2 separate regions of the Homo sapiens genome follow, and region 1 is linked to region 2. The links are chromatin loops, found by intact Hi-C in ENCODE. Cell type or tissue: PC-3. All regions are shown on one strand. Links, peaks and the distances in the headings refer to the core of each region. The heading gives the core; the rest is flanking DNA. Region 1 overlaps AKAP6 (A-kinase anchoring protein 6). Region 2 overlaps AKAP6 (A-kinase anchoring protein 6).

What was found. Hi-C counts contacts between places; a loop is a spot of excess contacts. Peaks named below come from ENCODE experiments on the same cell type or tissue, not always from the same donor. Only the 100,000 strongest peaks of a DNase experiment are listed, where the experiment ranks them.
Region 1: a loop joins it to region 2, with 2.9 times the contacts of the local background. A loop is called at or near these places in 7 of 110 quality-filtered maps.

What each region holds. Positions count from the first base shown.
Region 1 is chr14:32,691,645-32,694,566 of GRCh38, reverse strand. All of the region lies in intron 8 of AKAP6 (A-kinase anchoring protein 6), which reads right to left. Among named protein-coding and RNA genes, the nearest start is that of NPAS3, 250 kb to the left of the region's middle. In PC-3, for the core only: no CTCF peak of the experiment used is centred there; a DNase peak (open chromatin) is centred at 1,266; H3K4me3 peaks cover 565 bases; H3K27ac peaks cover 1,700 bases.
Region 2 is chr14:32,610,733-32,613,654 of GRCh38, reverse strand. The region is part of intron 7 of AKAP6 (A-kinase anchoring protein 6); the gene reads right to left. Among named protein-coding and RNA genes, the nearest start is that of AKAP6, 280 kb to the right of the region's middle. In PC-3, for the core only: no CTCF peak of the experiment used is centred there; a DNase peak (open chromatin) is centred at 1,704; H3K27ac peaks cover 1,307 bases.

The sequences.
Region 1 (2,922 bases), core at 289-2,788, 81 kb before region 2:
TGATGTAGTTAAAACCTTTAGTAAGGCTATGGTGGCCTAGAGCAGTGTTTCTGAAACTACAATGCACATACGGTGAAACTGATCATCTTGTTATGAAGATATTGATTCAGTAACTGTTCTAGGGTGGGGCTTGAGATTCTTCATTTCTAACAAGTGTTGGCAACACTGCTGGTCCATGGACCACGCTTTTTTTTGTTTTTTTTTTTGAGACGGAGTCTCACTCTGTTATCCAGGCTGAAGTGCAGTGGCACAATCTCTGCCTACTGCAAGCTCCGCCTCCCGGGTTCACACCATTCTCCTGCCTCAGCCTCCCGAGTAGCTGGGACTACAGGCGCCCACCACCACGCTCGGCTAATTTTTTGTATTTTTGGTGGAGAAGGGGTTTCACCTTGTTAGCCAGGATGGTGTCGATCTCCTGACCTCATGATCCGCCCACCTCGGCCTCCCAAAGTGCTGGGATTACAGGCATGAGCCACCGCGCCTGGCCCCATGGACCACACTTTCTGAGTAGCAAAGACCTCCAGCATATATGTGAAATCTGAACTAGTATCCCATTTCGAAAGACTAAAACAAAACAAAACCCGACCACTATAAAAGAGACAAATAAAAAATAAACCATCTGGTTTTCTTTATTGACTCTGTGACTAATAAGGAATAACTAATAAACATTTCCTTGAGAGGTATAACCATTTAGAAATACTTCCTGAATTACAGTCCCTATTTCTCTCTCCTTGCACCCTCCTATATTTTAATCATACAGACAGAAAAAGTGGAATGCCACCCACAAAATTAGAAGAGTATCTGATTCAAGGGATTATTAAAGCAAAGGGGAAAGGAAGAGAAAGCTCACCCTTTCCACGTCAGAGGATTTGGAGAATAAAAAATAAGGCAGGAGGAGCAGGTGCTCAGATGTGTGTTCTCCTCTCTCCTGGCCTAAGACCTAGAAAGGAGGCATGTGAGACAGGTTGAGAAAAAAGCCCAAAGCATAAGGATGTCAACTTCATTTCCAGGTCAGAACTCTGCGAGGAAATTGCCTCATATATTGTCCCCACAATAACCTGGAGTGGGGATGTTGTAGACAGAGAGAGATCTTCGGTTAGAATTCTCTTTGCTCTGTTGTTCTCTCATTCTCCCAAGAAGAGACTCCAGGGTTCTTGAGAGGTCAGCTGGTGAACTTGACAGAGGCATTGCCATGACAACAAAGGCACAATGACGGCCTCTCCCCAACAAAAGGAGAGCCAGGTGGGCCTCTCAATCCAGACCACAGAGAGTTGGCAGGGTCAGTGAGGGCTGAGTTGAGGCTTAGTCAGCAAGAAATACCACCGGTCCCTGACCAAGCCAAGAGGTAACAACATAAGCTAGACCAGCTACAGCCCTCTGTGGGAGGAAGCCTCATAATATCCTTGACAAGACCCATTTCAATAAGCCCAGCCAGACTGTACCTAAGCACTGTGTTAAGCCAGGGGACTCCACTGCACCCCAGAATTACAAGATCATGTAAATCCCTATATGCTCAGATGTCATCTTGGAGAAAAGAATGGAGACAAATAGAAAATCTGAAAAACAGAGTATTGATCCCAAGAGAGTATTTCCTAAAGAGAATGTTAATTTATTAGAGAGGCTATAATGTGTCTAAGAGCCTGAACTCTGATCTTAAAGCAAGTATTTTTCTTGCTTTTCTAGGAAAGTGTGAGTGTAGGGTGCCTCATAAAAATGATCAATTGGCAAGACAAAAGAAAGAAGCTTGTTTCTTTTTCATACATGTGCACCACTGAAAAAGAAATTTTGATTATGACTAAGAAATTCAAGGGCAAGAGATAAATTTATTATCTTTGCATCCTCAGTGTCCAGCATAGTCCCTGGTGAATGATGATAAATGAATCTAGATAAAGAAAACAAAAACCTTCAGTGGGGCAAGAATGACTTCAGAAAAGCAGCATGTGTCAGCAGACACAACAGTATCTCATCGCCAAAGACCAATACCAATACAACCAGTGCAACATGAACAGGCTGCTTTACTCATTCTTTACGTGAGATTTTGTTTTTACTATATTAAAATGGTAAATTCACTTACTTAAAATGATTATATGTAGTAGATGTTAAATCAATGTTAATTGCCTTCCCCTTCCTTTCACCTCCTCCTCTTTTTATAGTGAAAGATAAAGGTTTATGAACATGAAAATTATTAATGAATAGTTTTCAAATAAATTAAAAAATATATAAAATAATAAAATGTTCTGAAGCATGGGAATTTTTTCACTGGCTTTTTAGCATGCATTTATATCTATTGAACTGTTTCCTTCTATTATTCTCCTTATCATGGGCCTTCGAACAAAAGTCACTTAAGACTTTTTCTCAAACAGTCTACACTGGAGACCTGCAAGTAGCAAATGAACCTAATACAGATACTCACCCTTTATCCAGTCTAGTTTGTTTTCATCCTAGCTGAGAATATTTAGACTTGATACTTGATTTGTTAGATACAGTAAATGCCTTGGTACCACATTTTGTTTCATTGGTACCCAATGAGCACCAATGTGCTAAACAACAAATTCTCACAAAGTCTCAAAACAGAAGACAAAAACTTTTTTCTTAAAAGTATTTGTGCCTGATTTCAGATTCTTGGCCATGTGTTAATCCACAAGTTGGAAAAGACCTGAGATTTTTCCACATTTAGTGAAATCAAACATATAACAGTGGCAAATCAAAGCCAGGCACAGTGGCTCACACCTGTAATCCCAGCACTTTGGGAGGCCCAGGCAGATAGATCACCTGAGGTCAGGAGTTTGAGACTAGCCTGGCCAACATGGTGAAACCCCGTCTCTATTAAAAATACAAAAATCAGCCAGGCATGGTGGCACATGCTTGTAGACCCAGCTACTTGGGAGGCTGAGGCAGGTGAATTGCTTGAACCCAGGAGGC
Region 2 (2,922 bases), core at 308-2,807:
CATTACCCTACAACAGTCATTATCACTGATGCTATTGAGCCCGCTTAGCATCAGAATCACAAGTTTATATCATACTATTATTACCTTACTTTCAGCTAGAAAAGAAATGAAAGCTTTGGGGATGAGCAGCAGAAAAGAAGAAAAGAAATGAGACAGAGGAGTTTTCCAAAATTCCTCATAATTCAAAATGCATAGCCCCTCAAGTTATGAATAAACTTCAGAAGGTTTAAACACTGAAAGTTCAAATATGTTGATGAAGCTTAACTAATCATTTTCTAGTCTCAAAACTGGACCAAAAATTCCCATTAGAAATGGTCTAATTCCCTTAAAAATGAATGGTTTTAGCCACATGAAAGCATCCAGTGAAATTCCGTATTTGCTCGTCATCTATCTAATGATAGCTTGAGTATATACACGAGGTATCAAGTGAAAGACAGCAGGGAAATAAATGCCTGAGTGTTTGTGTTTGTGTCTAGTATAAAACAGAGAGACTGTGTTCCAGAAAAGCGACCCAGGTCATTTTACAAAGAAGAGAGCTCCCCAATCATATATTTCCTACAAATGTCTAGAAGTGTATAAACTACATTATGTTAGCTAAACCTCATTCATCATTTACTAGAAGGATGTGTATGTACACAAATTGCAATGGACCAAATATAATATGTCAGAAATTAGACTTTGATAGCGATTCAAATAGTGGTATGATCTAGTTCTGCCCTTTGAATTTATGTCAATTTAGAGACCTTTACCTTCTCAAGTTCAATCTCACCTAATCTTGTTAGAGAGCTTTGGAGCAAAGACTACAAATTTCATCAACCAGTGTGCTGGTCAGCTACCAAGTCATATTAGATGCTTTTAATGTTTTTCAAAGAAGCAACTCAGAGTATATCCTTTCAGCAAGGCTGTTTAAACAAAGGTTTTAAAAAATCTAACAATCTATTAACATAACCAACTAGACCTGCCTCAAGGAAGTATGAATATAATAATAAATTCACACTATAATAAAATCACATATTTAAGGTACAAATGCCTAGTTATTTGGGAAAAAATAGGTGAAATGGTTCTTCTAAAAGTTGATTTAAAGATTGTTTTATTTACAAAAAAAATAACAAGTGGCAAAGAAAATGGGAGAGAAGTGTAGAAAGGAAGAACAGATGTTAAGATGGGATTGTGCCATGATTTACACAGCTAAGATAAAGTATCATGAAAGATGAGATGATAAAGTAGGGTTCTGTCTTTAGCTTTAAAAAGGATATTATAACTACACATGATATTATTATAATCAAACAAAATTTACTAAAATACATTTTAAAGCTGAAATAACGTGTAAAGTGAGTAAAACAAAGCTTAGGAGGTAGTTGCTGCCCCAAGGAGTTTGCGGTCATGATGGATGGTAATCACTTGAAAAGTTAATTATGAAAGATATAAACAGAAATTCAAAACCACGATGAAACTGGTGTTTTACAAGGCTGTGTGAGATTAATCACCAAATGTAAGGTACAAACAGTAAATGAGAAGTTTAGAGGGCACAGTGATCACACAGGACTGGAAAATTTTAGGAAATCTCTTTTGAGAGGATAGGATTTGACTCCTACTCTGTTCTCTAGTCCCTCCTCAGCTTCAACCCTCCCTCTATTCAAATAATTGCTCCACTGACTAATCTCATGGGGTTTGTCTTCATTCTAAATTCTTTGGCTTCCTTCCCTCTTTCTGTCCTAACTCAGAAGATGTATCCTCCTTTCCTGAAAATCACAGATCCACTGATTCACTTCCTTTCCTTGTCTGAATCATTGTAGCAATAACTATCCATCTTTCTTGTCCCTGAAACTATCTTCTTCAAGTGTCCCTTTTTCACTAGTCCTATTCTTCAGTCTATAAACATGCTAAGTTCACTCTCGCTCCATGAAAAGTTCCTTTGACCTGCTATAATACCATTCCCCAGCTGCCAGCATTCTGGGCAACAGGGCCTGAAAGTTTCACTCCTCAGGTTGTAGATTCTCACTTAATCCCCAACTTTAATATGGTATCCTGGCTCTCAATTACCCTAGGCTTTCCTTAAAGTTCTATTGCACATCTACTTTATTCTCACACAATAGTCTCTTGTTAAAATCAACTTCCAAGGTTACAGCTATTATTTCTATTTGGACTACCAAACCTACATCCTTAACATTGACCTCTACTCTGAGCTTCAGGCTTGCATTTTCAACTGTTACACAAGAACACAGAGTTGATTTTCAAGTTTCTCCTCCTTACTAAATCTTTGTTCTCAAACTTTCCTGTACTTTAGAATCACCTGGGGAGGTTACAAAAATATCTATGCCCAGGTTACACACCTAGATATTCTTATTAATTGTGCATCAAGGTCACTGTACTAAACAGAGTTAATTATCTTCCCTTTCAAAGCTATTCCTTATCATAATGTGTCCAACCTCAGTTAATGGTAATACCATTCTCCTAACTGCTCATGCTCAATTCCTTTAAGTCATCGTTAACCCTTCCCTCAGGCTCCATCCCCTAGATACCAAATCCTATTATTTCTTCTTCCAGACTATCACTCTTACTTTTTTCCTTATATTAGAGCACAGCCACTGCTTTGCCTCGGCCTGCCTTTCATTATTGTAGTAGTTTCCTAATTCATTGTCTTGACTTTCAGTTCTTCCTCTTTCATCCTGCCTTTGCCATCTGTTTTCTATGACCAAATTCAATCATTAAAAACACACAGGGCACACCAGTAAAACACAACTCTTCAGCCTGATATCCAAAGCTGTCCAGTATATAGGTCAAACTTTTTCAGTATCTATCTTTCACTAAGTCCTCATCTCTTGCTTATAAACACATGGATACTGTATGCTCAAGAAGCCAAACTATTCACTGTTCACTTTCGATGTCCCTCATATTTTCCCTTTTCCATACTTTTGACCA